Linked DNA regions of Homo sapiens: region 2 is linked to region 1. The links are chromatin loops, found by intact Hi-C in ENCODE. Cell type or tissue: A673. All regions are shown on one strand. Links, peaks and the distances in the headings refer to the core of each region. The heading gives the core; the rest is flanking DNA.

Region 1 (11,351 bases), core at 7-8,006:
TGAGAGAGATATTATTATCTCCATTATACCTATGAGGAAATCAAGGATTAGGAAATTCAAGCACACTAGCAGAGATGAGAAGGCTAGCAAACCTCAGGGCCATGTGTCTGACTTGAACAGTCGAGCCTCACTTATCACTACAGCTCACGGTCCAGGGTACACACTAGGTGAGAGAGGCTGTGATGACTCGTATGTAGGGGCCTGGTGTGACCACATGACTCAGGACAAGCCGTTTACCCAAGATTACCAATATTTTTAGTAGCATAGGAGGTAGGGAAGGTGTCAATGACAAGGTGAGGAAAATGCTGCAATGCTCTGTTCTTTTCCTGAATGTAGATGTTTTCTCATCTCTTTCCTTCTAAAGCCACCTGAAGAATGTCCCAAAACCATGTGGCTTGACATCTTTTAAACTTACATTGTCCTGGTGCCTTCACTACATTTTCTGACCAGCTTTCTCACACTTTGTCAAAAAAATCATCCCTGGCTCTCCCTGCTCACTCTGCATTTGGAGGAGGACTTTCCCTTCTCCAGCCTCCTCCATGTCCAAGTCAGCCTCACTGGCTCCACCACCCAAACTGAGCTTCTTCTCATTCAATTGTGAGCTCCTGGAGAGCAGAAATAGTGACTTCCTGTCTTTGCACATGCAGTGCCTCGTGTTGCTCTGCCTGGAACAGACACTGGCATGAGAACAGGAGCTCAGACATGTTTATTGCATGGAGGGTGAGACATTTGGCCACAATTGAGGAAGAAGAGAAGACAGGTGTGTAAGATTCACTTTCTTGGTTTCCGTGGGAATGACATGAATGAGAAAGACAAAATAATGTGAGTGGACATGATGTTAAGATGATTCACCAGGAAAGTAGCTAGAAAGTGTGTGGCTTACTTTACAAAGGGAAAGAAAAGGAATTGAATGTAAATTTTTTTCAAATGTTTTACTCAATTTTCCCTGTCTATCATTCAGGTATAAAGTAAGAGTCCAACCATATATTCTTTACATATACATATACACACATATATATCCATCATATATGTATATACACACACACATAATTTTTTCTTATATATGTGATATCTATATAAATATCTATAAACTTTATACACATGTAAAAAGCTTAGTCATCTGTACCTAAAAATCCAGCTATCATTGGGATATACACTTATAGGCATTGACATATCATGCTTTTATTTTATGAAACACTTCATCATAAATTAGTTCCTTCCATATTGAGGAAAGATTTGCAGAACAAAAAGTTCTCACAATAGAGATGTTGGTGAGTCACTCCCACTTTGGTGACTCATGCCATTTTGGTTTTATAACCATTTAGTAATATGATAATAGTAATTCTTGAATTCCATGTGCCTCTACAGACCTCTAAAGATCACATAGGCAGTGTGAAGCAGCAGATAGAGGCCTTAGAATTTTAATTCTAGCTCCACTGCTTCTGAAGTGTGTGCGTTGGGGTAAACTCTAAGCTTTCATCTCTCTCTGTGTAAAGTATCTACCTTAGACAGCTACTTTGAGGAGTAAAGAAGGTAAGCAACAGAAAAAGCTAACTCATATTATGTTCTCAAAAATGTTAAATGTATTTTTATCCTCCTGCTGCTTCTCCTAATGGCAATAAAAATGTCAGGTAATAGGCCCAACAGACATTAACATTCATTTAAGTTAAAGCATATATTTATATATTTTAGCCTATTTTTATCGATTAGCAAAGTGAGCTAAGATTAGTTGCCTGCCTAGATGGTAAGTGTTTGAGGCAAGACTTGCAATCATGTTTTTTGTCAAAGGTGTTGTATTCCACCTACTGTAACATTCTCTCTGGGAAGAGAGGAAAGGGAAGGATGAAAGTAAGAATCATGGAATTGAATATTTTGAGCATTCACTTCTCACAATCTTTCTAGGGTAGACCATATTGTGTAGTTGATAAAAGTGAGACACAGAAAAGTCGAGTAAACTTAACCAAGGTAATAGCAAAGCCAGAAACCATGAGTGGGCAAAATTGGAAAATTAGTATTTTATATTCCAGGGGTCTCTGTGGTCTCTTGTTATTATTGTGACTTGTTTGAGTGGCTATGGTTTCTATGCTGTAGCAATTTGCAACAATAAAAAAGATGACATATTGAAGGCCTATTTGTGCCAGCTTCCAAATATTTCAATTCAGCCAACATCTACCCAGTCTCATCTGCAAATGCTACATTTAAATGTTTCTTCCATCCGCAACGTTTCCCTTACTCGTCTTGCTAATAAGTGAAAACCTACCATTAAAAATTAAACCTTTGGATTAATGGTCTGCTTCTTGTTAAAATGCAGAGTGTTTTTTCCCCATATCAGTATCAGTATCAATCTTCCCCATATCAGTAATTTGTATCTTAAAGTGAATTAGCTTGCCAGATCCTTGCCTCCCACGTTTTATAACAATGAGGAGGAATGCCATACAGCAGTAAAAAATGAAGACTGTGAATACATTGTGTAGGCTGACCTCACAGGAACATGAACTTGATTCTCTGCTCCACTTGGCCCATTTAGTTCTGTTCAGAAAAGGCTGTAGTGTATGTACATAATAGAACATCATGCAGTTATTAAAATCATATTTTTGAAGAAAATGGGAAAACTTCCCTAGTGAATCATTAACTAAAAATAATAGGGCTGGGCATAGTGGCACACACCTGTAATCCCAGCTACTTGAGAGGGTGAGGCAGGAGATCACTTGATTCCATGAGTTCAAGACCAGCCTGGGTGATATAATGAGACCCCATCTCAAATACTACTACTACTAATAATAGAAATAAAAGTTGTACTTACCACATGATCCTAACTTTTTAACATGGGTATGTGTGTGTGACACACACACACACACACACACACACACACACAAAGAGATAGGAGACAGTATTTTGGTCAAGTCAGAGACAAGATGATGTGAGCCCAGCTGCTTGCAGCATAAAACCTACCATGCTGCAGAGGTTACCTGTGAGCTCAGGGTGAAACAGCCTCTCACCTGCCGTGAAATCTTCCAGGAGCTGTTGCTGCCGCTGCTGCTGTGTCTCCTTCCTCTTCCCCATGAAATAAAATTAAAAGAACTTCAAACAATACTGAAGGGTGAAAATAAAAGGGCCTTAAGATCATGTAACTCCTTACCATATCCTGGAGGTAAACTCTTCATTTCTTATTGTGGCTTCCAGAAATATTTTATTCATATGGAAGTATGTATCTCACCTCTATCATTTCGTTTCCATATATGGATATACTCTTCTGCACCAGTTTACTTTCTACTTTAGAAGTCTACTTCTAAACGACTTTCCATGTGAGTATTTATTATATTTCACAAAAACTTATATAGTGCTTTCTATGTGCCAGACCCTTGTCTAAGTGCCTTGCAAATATTGTATCATTTTATCTTCATAGCAACTTCATAGCAAGATGTCCTATTCTTGTGTCCATTTCATAGACAAGCAAAGTGAGACATATGGATATTATGATGCTTGCTATAGATAACCCCAGCTATAAATGGTGGTGCCAAGTTTCAAACCCGGGTATGATTCCAGAGTCTGCACTGAGCCTTCAGAATCTGCTCACTAAGCTGAGCTGCTGGTTTGCATACATAGTATATATAAATCTTGGTGGATAAATAGATGTCACCTTTCTTAACAGCTGAGTGATATTCCCTTGCATGAACGGCCACAATCTATCAATCTAATCTCCTATTTATAAAACAGATTGCTTTCAATTTTTTTATAATTACAATAATTATTACTATAGATGTTATTGCACTTATCTGTCTCTGTGTAAATGTGCAAGATAGACTCAGGATAAATGCTCAGTAGTGGAATTGCAAAATAAAAATCACTTAAACATTTGATAAGTAATGCCAAATTATTTCACAAAAGTTTTCACCAATTTTTCCTATAAGAGTGCTTATTTCTTTCACACCCAGAAGCTTTTTGCTTGCCAACTTATCAACAGGGGAGGGAGGAATCTGAGATTCGTCTCTCATTATTTCTATTTGCATTTTTAAAATTAAGAGTAAGATTGGGCATACATTTATGTGTTTATTGGACATTCTATTTTGTCTTCTAAGAGCTGCCTTTCATGCTTTTTATCCTTTGCCACTTTGTCTGGTAAGTTAAAAAAATTGATTACCAAGTGCTTTTCATTTTTTAGGGATGTTAGCTTTTGTCTGTCATATGTTGTGCATATCTATTTTCCCAGGTTAGAGGAAGTCTGTATCAGCCAAGTGAACATTGTGAGGTAGGATTTTCAGATATGGCAGTTCATGTAAGCATTTCCTTCCTTCCTTTCCTTCCTTCCTTCCTTCCTTCCTTCCTTCCTTCCTTCCATCTTTCCTTCCTTCTTCCTTCCTTCCTTCCTTCCTTCCTTCTTCCTTCTTTTTTTTTCTTTTCTTTCTTTCTTGTGATGAAGTCTCTGTCACCCAGGCTGGTGCAATCATAGGTCACTACAACCCTGAACTCCTGAGCTCAACCAATCCTCCTATCTCAGCCTCCTGAGTAGCTGGGATTACGCGTGCATGCCACCATGCCCACGTGGGCATTTCTTGAAAGTTCTCTCAGTGAAAAGCAAGGTAATAATAAAGCCCAGTTAAGACAATTTCATGGGGCAATAAAACAACATGGCCCCAGTACATAGCTTTGGATGATCACACATGATTAGAATTAGAATACTGAAATGGAGACATTGTTTTCCTTCAAAGAAACACACTTTTTTTGTCTATCTATATGCCGATATTTAGATCATTATCTACATTAAACCTAACATATAATAAAGATTTATTTCATAGCAATGGAAAAAGAATGGACTATAAAATACATGCTATTTCTGACAATTAGAACATTTGGGGAAAAAAAAGCCTAAACTTCTTTGTAACCAACAAATAAAAATAAGTTATCAGATTGGCACTACATTTTTTGGGATCATATCCAAAGGAAAATAGACCTTCACATATACTGAAAGTGTAAATCAGTGTAGGCCTTTTGGTAGTCTCTATCAGAGCTGAAAATCTGAATCTCTTTCTCCAATGGTTCTACTTATAGCACTCTATCCTTTAGAAGTAGTCATATTTGTGTAGTACACAATATGTGTTGCTTGTATTACCAAGTAAACCAATCAACTAAACAAAGCAACCCATAGAGGAAACAATCTCAATACACACATGTAGGTGAATTACTAAACAATTCATGGTGCATTCCTGTTACTCAATAACATGCACCCTCTAAAGAAATAACATGGCTAATATCAGCCAACATTTATTAGCACTCAGTACATGCCACATACTGAGCTAGGTGCGTTGCATATTTTTTTTATTATACTTTAAGTTCTAGGGTACATGTGCACAACGTGCAGTTTTGTTACATAGGTATACATGTGGCATGTAGGTTTGCTGCACCCATTAACTCGTCGTTTACATTAGGTATTTCTCCTAATGCTAACCCTCCCCCAGCCCCCCACCCGATGACAGGCCCACAGTAATACTTGCATCTTTCTACTCTTATTGAGATATTGGCTTAAACCATACATTTCACGTATGGTTGGATTATCTTGAGAACACAGATCATATTTTCTAATTTCTTTTCTATACACACATGTGATACATTTGGAAATTTAAATTGCACTAACTGGTTTGATCCAATGCCACAAACATATTCCTTTTCATCTTTAGCTGTCAATACATGAATTTCATATGTAATTTATTTTTATATTTAGTTTGGACAAAATTAGTTAGATACTTCAAATTATATAAGGCTTTATGAGAAAACATTAAAGCTAAGATCCTTTTATTGCATGGAATTCAGAAATGCTTTATGTCAAAAATTGGGGTTGAAATGCTCCTTTAACTTACATCTTCCAATCACTTTGCATATTTGGAAAACACTTCAAATTGATGAGGTGCTTTCTTCATCAGAATGTTTGATGTTAAAATCCAGTTATTGCTCTGATTTCCCTGCAATGTGTGTTTTAAATCAGAAACTTAAAATAAACCCTAAGCTTACTTAGGTATGATGAAAAGGTAATTAAAGATACACAAAATCATTCCCCTTTTATATTAGGGCTACATAAGATAATAATCATAAACTTCAACTACTTCAGTAACCCGTCTCAAAAATTAGCATTTCAATATTTTTAAAAAATCTATTCTTCCCTAACAAAGTGTGGTCTGGAAGGATCGATTTTTCCAAGAGTTGTCAGGTTTTTTTTTATCTTGTTTATTTAAATTCAGGAAAGACTACAACTTCCTAAAGTATCACAAATTTGCGACATTGACAGGTTTATCTTTTTATCTCTGGTATAATTATATAGATCTCTTTTGCATCGGTACTTGCCACTCTTTCATTAACTCGAATAAAGAAATCTTTTTATGCCTTGTATTGTTTTAACATATTTCCTCTTGACATGAAAGACTATTTCATTGTCAAATTATTATAACCTGTGCGGTGCCATATCTGCATTTATGTTGAAATCTTATTTAATTTTACCTTTGTCATATGGGAACTGAAGTAATTTAAGATGTGATATTAAATTTTGGATACTAATAAAAAAATTTTTTTACATTAATAAAAATTCTTTTTATACTAAAGGCTTGCTTAGTATTCCAGTTGCCCTCTGGAAACAGCTGAAGGACCTCCTTAGGGTGAATCATGTTGCACTGAGGATTTTCTGCTTTTCTGATAATTAACCTCCCTTGGCAGACCAAGAGAGAGCCACACAATGCCAAATTTCAACACTGTCTTTGGTCGTATAGTCAAAATTTTTATTTAACAGAATGACTGATGTGATTCAAAATAATTTTTTAAAAAGCTAATGTACAAATTTTAGGATCTCATAAAACTTGAAGCATATGTTGAAAGCCAATCGAATATAATCATAACAATATTAGCAACTCTTTCAGTGTTTTTCTGAAAGCAGGTTTGAAACAGGAAGATAAAGATAAAATGAAGGCCTTTCTAAGTATAAAAAACTTATTTAGAAAATGAAGCAAATTTCATCATGAGAATAAGTCATTGCTGCCAGTGAAGATACTGAGCTAAATAGTGCTCAAATAGATTCAATAAAAACATTAATCCCAAGGTTTCCTAGATTAGATGAATTGAAGGATCTCATGTAATACATTTCTATTGCACTTATAAGGAGTGTTATACTATTGGCAGCTAAGATTTAGTGGGTACCTACCATATGTCAGGCAAAAACTGTATTACTGAGTTCTCATATGAACTCTCAGAGGTAGTTGCTATAATTATTCATGTTTTGAAGATGAAGGGACTGATACATACAGATAAGTTAAGCAAATCTCCCAAAGTTATGTGATTATTAAGTGGTAAGTAGCTGGGATTTGAATCTATAATCAGGCTCCAGAGTCAAATATCTTAACCACCACATCAACTCAACTGGGTCATATCTATATTTTAATAGTAGGATTTGCTTATCATCAAGATAAGTCATTATATGACAAATGAAGTAACTGCAGATCAGAAAGTTTAAAGAAATGATCCCAAGTCATTCAGTTAGTAGGAAAGCCAAGAATGAATCCTGGTTTCCCTGTCCAATGTGCCCCTCCAAACTGCTGCCTCCCAGTTATATAATATGTTAAGAAAACCAGAAAGCAAATTTAGAAATAGAGTCTGTGGCAAAATGACCACAGAATAATGAAACATGACCAAAGCGATTTAATCATTTCGATTTACATAGCCTGTCTAGGTGCCCCCTCCCAACTCCCACTCAAAGTTTTCTATTCATCATGGCATTTTAAGAAGCCTCAATAAATTGATCTGACTGAATTTCTTAGACATATATAATTCAGCCAGTGTCCTGAGTTATGGCCATGAAGATGACACAGTTTTAGCTCATTTGTAAATGATGTTATTTAAAGCATGTTATTGTTTGGATTGTAGATTAAGAAGGTAGGAGCTTTCTGAGCTATTCATCTGACATCTTTTATTAATTTTAAATTAACCTAGAAATTAAACTGAATTACTTTTTGAGGATGAAAAATTGGTTTGGTAATTATTAGCTTGCATTTTATTCTTAGGTCATGCCTTGAGTTGCTTATATAACCTTCAGAAAGTCAATAAATCTCTCCAGTGATCCACGGAGGGGAAGGAAGAGTAGTGTGGTTAGGTGGCCCGCCTGAGAGCCACAGTGGGGCAGGGGAGCCCCCACACCCCAGCCAAGGGAGGCTGTTGGTGCCCCTCGAGGTCAGAGATCCCAGAAGAAAAAGCAGGCACCCATCTTTGCCGCTCTCCAGCCTCCTTGAGTGACATATCCAGGCACCAGAGTGAACCAGATGAATAGGGCCTGAAGTGAACCCCCAGCAAACCGCAGCAGCCCTACAGAAGAGGAACTGAACGTTGAAGGAAAAACAAACAGAAAGCAACAACAACGGCAACATCAACAACAAAAAGTCCCCACAAAAACCCCATCCAAAGATCAGCAGCTTCAAAGATTGAAACTAGACAAAATCAAGAAGATTAGAAAGAATCAACAAAAAAACACTGAAAACCCAAAAGGTCAGAGTGCCTCTTCTCCTACAAATGATCACGATGACTCTCCAGCAACGGTGCAGAACTGGCCAGAGGATGAGATGGACGAATTGACAGAAGTAGACTTCAGAAGATGGGTAATAAAAAACTCCACTGAGCAAAAGGAGCATATTCTAACCCAATGCAAAGAAGTTAAGAACCTTGATAAAACATTAGAGTAGCTGCTAACTAGAATAACCAGTTTAGAGAGGAATATGAATGACCTGATGGAGCTGAAAAACACAGCATGAGAACTTCATGAAGCATACACAAGTATCAATAGCCAAATCGACCAAGTGGAAGAAAAGATATCAAAGTTTGAAGACCATCTTGCTGAAATAAGGCATGCAGACAAGATTAGAGAAAAAATAATGAAAAGGAATGAACAAAGCCTCCGAGAAATATGGGACTATGTAAAAAGACTGAACCTACAATTGACTGGAGTACCTGAAGGACACTGGGAGAATGGAAAAAGGCTGGAAAACACACTTCAGGACATTATCCAGGAGAAATTCCCCAACCTAGCAAACAGGCCAATGTGCAAATTCAGGAAATACAGAGAACACCTCTAAGATACTCCCAGAGAAGATTAACCACAAGACACATAATCATCAGATTCTCCAAGGTCAAAATGAAGGGAAAAAATGTTAAAGGCTGCCAGAGAGAAAGGCCAGGTCACCTACAAAGGGAAGCCCATCAGACTAACAGCGGACTTTGCAGCAGAAACTCTACAAACCAGAAGAGATTGAGGGCCAATATTCAACATTCTTAAAGAAAAGAATTTTCAACCCAGAATTCCATATCCAGTCAAAACTAAGCTTCATAAGTGAAGGAGAAATAAAATCCTTTCCAGGAAAGCAAATGCTGAGGGATTTTCTCACCGTCAGGCCTGCCTTGCAAGAGCAAACTGGAAAGGAAAAACTGGTACCTGTCACTGCAAAACAACCCAAAATATAAAGTCCAATGACACCATAAAGAAACTGCATCAACTAATGTGCAAAATAACCAGATAGCATCATGATGACAAGCAAGCTGGATAAAGAGTCAAGACCCATCAGTGGGCTGTATTCAGGAGACCCATTTCATGTAGAAAGACACACATAGGCTCAAAATAAAGGCATGGAGGAAAACTTACCAAGCAAATGGAAAGCAAAAAAAAAAAAAAAAAAAAAAAAAAAAAAGCAGGGGTTGCAATCCTACTTTCTGACAAAACAGACTTTAAACCAACAAAGATCAAAAAAGACAAAAAAGGGCATTACATAATGGTGAAAGGATCAATTCAACTAGAAGAGCTAACTATCCTAAATATATATGCACCTGATACAGGAGCACCCTGATTCATAAAACAAGCTCTTAGAGACCTACAAAGAGACTTAGACTCCCACACAATAACAGTGGTAGACTTTAACACCCCACTGTCAATATCAGACAGATCAACAAGACAGTAAATTAACAAGGATATTCAGGACTTGAACTCAGCTCTGGATCAAGTGGACCTAATAGACATCTACAGAACTCTTCACCCCAAATCAACAGAATATACATTCTTCTCAGTGCCACGTGGCACTTATTCTAAAAACAATCACATATTTGGAAGTAAACCACTCCTCAGCAAATGCAAAAGAACTGAAATCATAACAAACAGTCTCTCAGACTACACTGCAATCAAATCAGAACTCAGGATTAAGAAACTCACTCAAAACCACACAATTACATGGAAATTGAACAACCTGCTCCTGAATGACTCCTGGGTAAATAATGAAATTAAGGCAGAAACCAGGAAATTCTTTGAATCCAATGAGAACAAAGAGACAATGTACCAGAATCTGTGGGACACAGCTAAAGCAGTGTTAAGAGGGAAGTTTATAGCATGAAATGCCCACATCAGAAAGTAGGAAAGATCTAAAATCGACAACCTAACATCACAATTAAAAGAGCTATAGAAGCAAAAGCAAACTAATCCAGAGGCTAGCAGAAGAAAAGAAATGATTAAGATGAGAGCAGACTTGAAGGAGATAGAGATACGAAAAACCCTTCAAAAAAATAAATGAATCCAGGAGCTGGTTTTTCAAAAAAAATTAACAAAATAGATAGACTGCTAGCTACACTAATTAAGAAGAAAAGAGAGAAGAATCAAATAGACACAATAAAAAATGATAAAGGGAATATCATCGCTGACCCCGTAGAAATACAAAATACCACCAGAGAATACTATAAACACCTCTACACAAATAAACTAGAAAATCTAGAAGAAATGGATAAATTCCTGGACACATACACCCTCCCAAGACTAAACCAGGAAGAAGTCAAATCCCTGAACAGACCAATAACAAGTTCTGAAATTGAGGCAATAATTAATAGCCTATCAACCAAAAAAGGCCCAGGACCAGACAGATTCACAGCCAAGTTCTACCAAACCTACAAAGAGGAGCTGGTACCATTCCATCTGAAGCTATTCTAAACAACTGAAAAGGAGGGATTTCTCCCTAACTGGTTTTATGAAGCCAGCATCATCCTGATACCAAAACCTGGCAGTGGCACAACAAAAAAAGAAAACTTCAGGCCAATATCCCTGATGAACATCAATGCAAAAATCCTCAATAAAATACTGGCAAACTGAATCCATCAGCCCATCAAAAAATAGCCACCATATGGATCACCTGAGGTCAGGAGTTCAAGAGCAGCCTGACCAACATGGTGAAACCCTGTTTCTACTAATTATACAAAAATTAGCTGGGTGAGGTGGCGAATGCCTGTAATCCCAGCTACTCAGGAGGTCAAGGCAGGAGAATTGCTTGAACCCGGGAGGCAGAGGTTACAGT
Region 2 (8,000 bases), core at 1-8,000, 99 kb after region 1:
GGGGGTGGGGAGGTGTGGGGTTGGGGGAGGGAGAGTAAGTGTGTCTTGTATACTGCTGTGTTGCAGAGCCTAGCACAGTATAGCGTCCCTGAAAATAGAAAAAAAAAATAGTACTTACCAAGTTAAAAAAAAAAAAATACTTACCAAAGCTGGGCATGGTGGCTCATGCCTGTAATCCCAGTATTTTGGGAGGCTGAGGCAAGAGAATTGCTTGAGCCTGGGAGCTTGAAACCAGCCTGGACAACATAGCAAGACCTCATCTCTACTAAAAAATATACATATATAAAAAATTAGACGAGTGTGGTGGCATGCACCCACAGTTGCAGCTACTCAGGAGGCTAAGGTGGGAGGGTCACCTGAGCCTAGGAGATCCAGGCTGCAGTGAGTTACGATTTTGCTGCTGCACTCCAGCCTTGGTGACAGAACGAGACTGTCTCAAAGACAAAAACAAAAACAAATTTACCAAGTGAAAATAAATGTTTGTTTTTAAGATCAGATTTACTAATACATGCTCAAATTTTAAAGGAAAGCTTGTTTCATTTACTGAAGGAATAGTTTTCAATCTGCTTCTTGGAACACTGGGTGCTCCATGGAGACACTTGGAGTCTAGGGCAGTGGAGGATGGGGAGCTGGAGTGGCCTGCTCAACACTTTCTAAACCACTTTATTGATATATGATTGACATAACAAAAAGTTGTAAATTTTTTTCTTTTTTCTTTTGGAAACAGTCTTGCTTTGTTGCCCAGGCTGGAGTGCAGTGGCGCTATCATAGCTTACTGCAGCCTTGAACTCTTGGGCTCAAGTGATCCTTCTGCCTCAGCTTCCTCAGTAACTGGGACTACAGGCAAAAAGTTGTAGATTTTTAATGTATATAACTTGATGTGTTTGGAGATAAGGATATACCCCTGAAACCATTACCAATAAGCAATGCAACAAACTTATTTACTGCCTACAAAATTTCCTCCTGTTCATTTTACTTTTTGTTAGTTTGTTGTTCCTTTTGTGGTAAGAGAATTTAATGTGAGATATATCCTTCTAGAACATTTTTAAGTATACTATGTAATATTGTCAATTATAGACCCTATCTTGTACAGAAGAGCTCCAGAACTTATCTATCTTGCATAGCTGAAACTTTGTACACTTTGACCAACACTTCCCCATTTACCCCTTCTTGCCTTCAGCCTCTGGGAACCACCCAGTCTCTGCTTCTATGAGTTTGACTATTTTAGATTCTGCATAGAAGTGAAATCATACAGTATTTGTCTTTCCATGTCTGGCTTATTTTGCTTAGTATCCTGACCTCCAGGTCTGTTGTATTGCTCCAAATGTGACCGGTTCAATGTTTTTCTACTTTGTGTACTAAAGGTTTTTGGTTTTCTGGGTTTTGTGGTTGTTGTTTGTTTTTTGAGATGGAGTCTAGCTCGGTCACCCAGGCTGGAGTGCAGTGGCACCAATTTGGCTTACTGCACCTCCTAGGTTCAAGTGATTCTCCTGCCACAGCTGCCTGAGTAGCTGGGATTACAGGCATGCACCTCCATGCCCAGCTAATTTTTGTATTTTTGGTAGAGATGGGCTTTCACCATATTGGCCTGGCTGGTGTCGAACTCCTGGCCTTAAGTGATCCTCCTGCCTCAGCTTCCCAAAGTACCGGGATTACAGGCATGAGCCACTGCACCTGGCCAGCTTTTGGTTTTCTAAAGCTGTGCTCTCATACATTCTTACAGAGGGCATGTGCCCACATAGCTGAATCTTCATCTGGGATACATGAATGGTTTGTCTCCTACTGCTGCTGTAGCAAATTACCATAAACTTAGTGACTTAAAACAACACACATTTATAATCTTAGCTCTGGAGGTCAGAAGTCTGGTGTGAGTTTCACTGGGCTGAAATCAAAGGATTGGGTTGTGAACATTATTGGCTGGCCATTGTTCAGTCTCCCAAAGACATGCTTCCTCTAAAAATGTGTACACCTCAGCACTTTCTTGAATGCACATCATCAGAAAAATGAGAATCTACATCTTTCAAAACTTATCACAAAGGGTCATGAACCCTGCTAAAGCAAATCATATCCCTAGTGAATTTAATTTAAAAATCTATTTCAAACAGATCATTTACATACATGTTTTCAGAGCCATACCCAAATGCATTAAATACCACTGTAGTAAATTAATGCAAACTTTTTGGGAGGGTAATTCAGCAAAATATACCAAAGTAGAAAATACACATAGTTTAATCCAGAAATTATACTACATTAGGACATTTCCTAACAGACATAATTGCAAAAAAAAAAAAACTGCAAAAGGATGTTTATATAAATTGTAGTACATGTATACAATGGAATATGATACAGTTATTATAAAGAATGAGAGTGATGTAGATGTGTGGATAGAGAAAGCCATTCAAGATAAATGTTAAGTGACAAAAGTGCAAACAGAGGGCAAGGTCTGATTGCTCTGCATGAAGCTTCAGAAAGGATCATATATAAGCTGGTTCCTAAAATAATTTGAGAGACGATACATAAGAGCCATTAACAGAGAGGTGGGTGGTAGCAGTCAGAAGAAGACTCTATTTTGTGCTTCTTTACAATCTACATTTTTCTATTGTGAGCATTGTATTAGTCTGTTTTCACACTGCTGATAAAGACATATCCAAGACTGGGTAATTTATAAAGAAATAGAAGTTTAATGGACTCACAGTTCCACATGGCTGGGGAGGTCTCACAATCATGACGGAAGTTGAGGGAAGAACAAAGGCACATCTTACATGATGGCAGTCAAGAGAGAATGAGAGCCAAGCAAAAGGGGAAAACCCTTATAAAATCAGCAGATCTCGTGAGACTTACTCACTACCACAAAGAGTATGGGGGAAACTGCCCTCATGATTCAATTATCTCCAAGCGGGTCCCTCCCACAACACATGGGATTTATGGGAGCTATAATTCAAGATGATATTTGGGTGGGCACACAGCCAAACCATATCAGGCATGTATTATTTTATTTTATAAAAGTAAATCAGAGTCAGTTAAAAATAATGAATAATAATAATAACAGTGGGATCAATAATAACATCCACAAGCTTGTCTGTGTGCCTCACACAATTCCAAGGATTTCACACAGATTAATTTATTCTCACATCTCTAGGAGATAGGAGCTACTATTACACCCATTTGGCAGATGACGACATTTAGACGAGTGAAGGTTAAGCCAGTTGTTTTATGTCCCACAGCTGGCAAAGGGGGAGCTCAGATTAAATTGAAGTCTGTTTGACCTAAGCCAGTGCTCTTCACTGTTGCTGCTATTTGCGTTTTCTTGCAGATATTTTTTTGTGCTCAAATAGGAATCCTAATGAAGACTATAACATATGTTTTAATACAGGTAAAAACTTTCTCAAATGTCAAAACTAAAAATATCTTCTTCCCAAATCTGTCACAAATCTAAAGAATTATATCACAAAGGCCACATATTTTTGATGCTTCATATGTTCAAAAATGTGAAAATATTTTTAAATTTTTAATGAGAAGCATTACTCAAAATGTCAACGTGGGGAAACACTTATAAGGCGGACAATTAAAGAAATAAAGAGGAGGGGAAATATAGACAGGGAGAAGAATAAAAAAGGAAGGAAAAGGAAATTTACTCAATTGTGCTAACACTGGTGATTTACAGCTTTAAGGGAAGCTTTCTTCAAGTAGTCTAGGCTATCATTTCTGACAGTTGTAATTTTTTTCATTATATGCACTAAAGAAATACTCTATTTCCATTGCAGATAAGATGAGGTTGGGGTATTTTTTCAATGAGAAGATGATGCCACTAAGTCATATCTAGAGTATTTTATTGCAATTGCTTCCACACATTAGAATCACTATTTTTTAAGAAAAAAATAATAACAAAAGTAAACCAGCAACTCATTACCACTCCAGTTTTGCAAATAGTCTGGAAACTATTTGGCCAAACCTTTTCTGGGTGAAAAATTTTATTAGCCCTGTCTACTCTATTCAATGTTTCGTGAAGGTGATTCTGATGTGAACCAGTGATTTAGAAACCATCTTCCTTTCATGCATCCTTTCTCTCTGATTTCTTTCACCCTAGCTGAATCACTTCAGGTTAATTTGCTTGCATTATTGCTTGCCAAATGATCCCAGTGAAGTATTAAGGGTGGTTATCAGGTCTACAGTATCCTCCGGTTAAGTTAATGAGTCCACACCTGGTTAAGTTAATGGGTTCTGATTTAGCAACTGTTGACCAGTCTCAAGTCCATTGCTAACTACTAGATGGTCTGTGAGAGAGTATAAACAGAGGCCAAAATGCCATCTAATAACTAAACACTTAAAAATTAAAAAATACTACTTATGTTAAAATTAGGATTTTCTCACGATTTGTATTCTATTAACATTAATGTCAAATTAGGTCAGTGTAGTTCTTAGACTTTTTAATTAATTTACATTTGGTGAAGCCGCTTAGCTGAGGAATAGTAAATGAAATTGTTAATAAAAGTCACAATATATGGCCAGGTGCAGTGGCTCATGCCTGTAATCCCAGCACTTTGGGAGGGTGAGGCTGGAGGATTGCCTGAGTCCAGGAGTTCAAGATCACCTTGGGCAATATAGTAAGACCTGTCGCTACAAAAAATAAACGAAATTAGCTGGGCATAGTGGCATGTGCCTGTAGTCCCGGCTAGTCGGTAGGCTGAGGTGGGAGGATCACTTGAGCCTTGGGGGGTTGAGGCTGCAGTGAGCTGTGATCGTGCCACTGCAATCCAGCATGGGCAGAGTGAGACCCTGTCTCAAAAAAAAAAAAGAAAAAGCCACTGTAAGTATATTTGGGAGTGAAACAATAATTGTACAAAGTTTAAACATAGTTATAACGTATTTTTTATTTTATTTTCAGCATATGTCTGTCACTTATGTTGCGATTTTGGCCATCTCTTACAGTAATATCTTCATTAAATCTTTATTTATATAAAATTGCAGGGATTTCATTTGACTTAAGTTGTGGACTTGATAAAAATAATTTTTTTCATTTTCATTATTTTGGTCAGTAATTAAATCTTTATGTATTACAATAAAGAATATGTAATATCTTGTTTACAATTTTGTGGGGTTTTTTTGAGACAGGGTCTAACTCTGTCATCCAGGCGGGAGTGCAGTGGCATAATCACTGCAGCCTTGACCTCCTGAGCCCAAGCGATCCTCCCGTCTCAGCCTCCCAAGTAGCTAGGACCACAGGCTTGCATCGTCATGCCCAGCTAATTTTTAAAAATTTTTTTCTAGAGGCAAGGTCTCACTTTGTTGCCCAGGCTGGTCTGGAACTCCTGGGCTCAAGAGATCCTCCTGCCTCAGCCTCCCAAAGTGCTGGGATTACAAGTGTAACTCACCACGCTCAGGCCCTGTTTACAAAAGTGTGACTCACCATGCCCAGGCCGGTTTGCAATTTTTATATGGGTCATGCTCAGTATAAATCTTATTTTTGTTGTTTCCAGTTTTTAATAACTTAAGCAGACTGCCCCATTGAACATTTATTTCCTTATGCTTTTTAGTTTTCCCCTGAGCTCTACTTTTATATTTTCTATTTCTCAATTTAAACTCATTCTTACTAAAGGATTAAGAAATAAAATGCAATTATATTTAAAGTGAGCTTAACTTCATTGAATATGAAATGACTGTATTTTCATGAAATATGTAAATTAAAATTTTGTTTATATATTTTCAAAAAAGTTATATTCTAAAATATTCAAAATGACATATAAATGTTAAAAGGCAAACTAAATTATAATTATTAATATAAATTTTAATATAACATTATTTAAAGGAACCTATTTGGGGGAAAATAAAATCTCACTAAATACTTTCATAACAATAAAATCATTTGCCATAACAGCAGCTGTGGAGCCTCTGATGTTAGTATTTTTAGGACATTTCTTCTGAGCTGAAAAGGTTCTTTAAAGGAGATCATTCCACATTCTTGCCTTATGAACAAAAGCTTGGCTTTTAGCTGTCCAGGAGTGGAGAATTAAGTTGCCAGGTCTCAGTACCGGTCTGTTGACAACATCTATCTTACTCCTTCTTCTTGGCCATGCTTGGGTGTCCTCTAGTCCAGAAACCTCCTTTCCAGAGAATAAGCCTTCAGCCTTTCCCCAGGATGAGTGAAACACAGTGGCCCAGCTACATGGAACAGAGACTGACTGCTTCTTAAACAGACATTAGACCAATGCTCCTGACTCTGTTGCTTTCCTTGGACCCTGTCATGTCTACATTTAGAAGCAGCTGGTGGCAGCAGCTGCTGAGCTTTGGGGGATTCTAATGTATAAATCAGGTTGGTTCTCTGCTTTTCCACTGTTGGTTTGGTTTTCTTGGGCCTGTTAAATCCTTTACCACTTGGCCATCTGCTCTCCAGCTTCCAAAATCTTATTGATGGGATCACTTTTCCTCTTCTCCTTGTCATTTAGGATTTCTGCTTTCTTAAAAAATACCTTTACTGCTATTTTAGAAAGGACTGGGGGAGCAGTTAGAGGTGTACACGTTCCATCTGCCATATTTGAACAAAAGTGTCCTATTCTGCTTATTTTATCCACTGTGTTAGGTTAGGAATGTAAATCTAATCATGTTACTCACCTGCTTAAAATTCTTTAAATTCTTTAAAGATTCCCTTGTTTTTCAAGATAAATTAAATTCTTAACAAGACCCCAGAGGCTCCCAGTTCAGTATCAAGCTTACCTTTCCACCTGTTTACCACCCCCCCGCCAACCCATTATCCCTGTTCCAGACCACCACCTCCATCCACCCTCAGTTCACCCAGTATTCCAAACTCTTTCTTAATTCTGAGTCATCGTGAGTTTTATTTCCTCTGCCTGGAATCATCTTCCCTCACTCTTCACTAGGCTAAGTGCCCTTCATTTCAACTTACAAGATTTTCATCACCCACTAATTCAATGTCCATGTGCCTTACTGAAGTGTATGTTCCAGTAAGGTCTAGATCTTGTCTACCTTATTCACCACCATACTCCCATTCCCGGCTTCTGCCTAGATGCTCAATAAATATTTATAAAGTTAGAATTTAACCAAAGCATGTGCTCAGATCAGCTGTCACTGAAGTCATCTGCCTCACTTATGCTATTCTGCTACATCTTTTCTTGCTGACTTAAGGTGAAGGAGTTAATCAAGCTCACTAATAGACTTTGGCTTTGGCCAGAGGAGAAGCACTCGTTCTGAAATGTTATAAGCACTGTACTGTCCATAGATCTACTTTTCTCACTGCTGAGTTAGAATTCTGTGGGGGCTTAATGGATGTTTATTGAATGAACAAATGCCTCTTGCAGTCAGAAAAAAATATAGCAAAGGGCTAGTCTGACCTGGGAGGGGCAATATTAAGGAGTATCTATGAATAAGTCAAGACAAAATACTAAAGACAAAATACAAGACAAAATACAAAGATGTGCCATACTTCTGAGTCAGGAGACATGAAACTGAGAGACACAGGGACAAAATCATAGAATGAACAGCAAGTCAGATAGGGAGAGAGGGAGAGAGAATCATAAGACTCTTGGTGCAAAAGGGATTAAGTATTTGCATTCTGCCATAAGGAATATCATAATATAAACTTTGTAGAGATGTTATAATTACAGATTGTGTATATGGCCTGTTTTACATCTTAGATTTTTAACAAATAGTATTATCTTATTTTTAGTTAAGAGGCTACCCCATTCTCACTTTTTTTTTTTTTTTTTTTTTTTTTTTTGGAAATTGGCATGTTTTTAGACTACAAGAAGAACATACCTGCAAAGTACCCAATGAAGAGAGCCTACATACTCCTGGGAACAGGTACCAGTAGTACATTTTAGTGGAAACTCATGCACACCTATATCTGAAATGAGTCACTCTACTTCCTTTCCTACCTATTGTATCTCCACAGCAGATTCAAACACCCAGCACAAAGAGATTCATTAGCTTAGGTTGGGTCTTTGTGCCCACCTAAAAAGGGTGTTTTCCTGATTGTGCTGTGAGGA

The links. Peaks named below come from ENCODE experiments on the same cell type or tissue, not always from the same donor. Only the 100,000 strongest peaks of a DNase experiment are listed, where the experiment ranks them.
Region 2: it touches region 1 in a loop (9-fold over the local background); 3 of 110 quality-filtered maps call a loop at or near these places.

The regions. Positions count from the first base shown.
Region 1 is chr6:129,879,722-129,891,072 of GRCh38, reverse strand. LOC105377999 (a long non-coding RNA gene) reads right to left here. Exons shown (of 8, transcript XR_942986.3): 4 at 3,000-3,054. Among named protein-coding and RNA genes, the nearest start is that of TMEM244, 24 kb to the right of the region's middle. RefSeq lists enhancers at 8,246-8,295, 8,346-8,575. In A673, for the core only: no CTCF peak of the experiment used is centred there; DNase peaks (open chromatin) are centred at 1,312, 3,672, 4,092, 4,502 and 1 weaker place; H3K27ac peaks cover 5,799 bases.
Region 2 is chr6:129,784,142-129,792,141 of GRCh38, reverse strand. No RefSeq gene overlaps it. Among named protein-coding and RNA genes, the nearest start is that of TMEM244, 73 kb to the left of the region's middle. In A673, for the core only: no CTCF peak of the experiment used is centred there; DNase peaks (open chromatin) are centred at 2,861, 3,221 and 3,611; H3K4me3 peaks cover 446 bases; H3K27ac peaks cover 1,530 bases.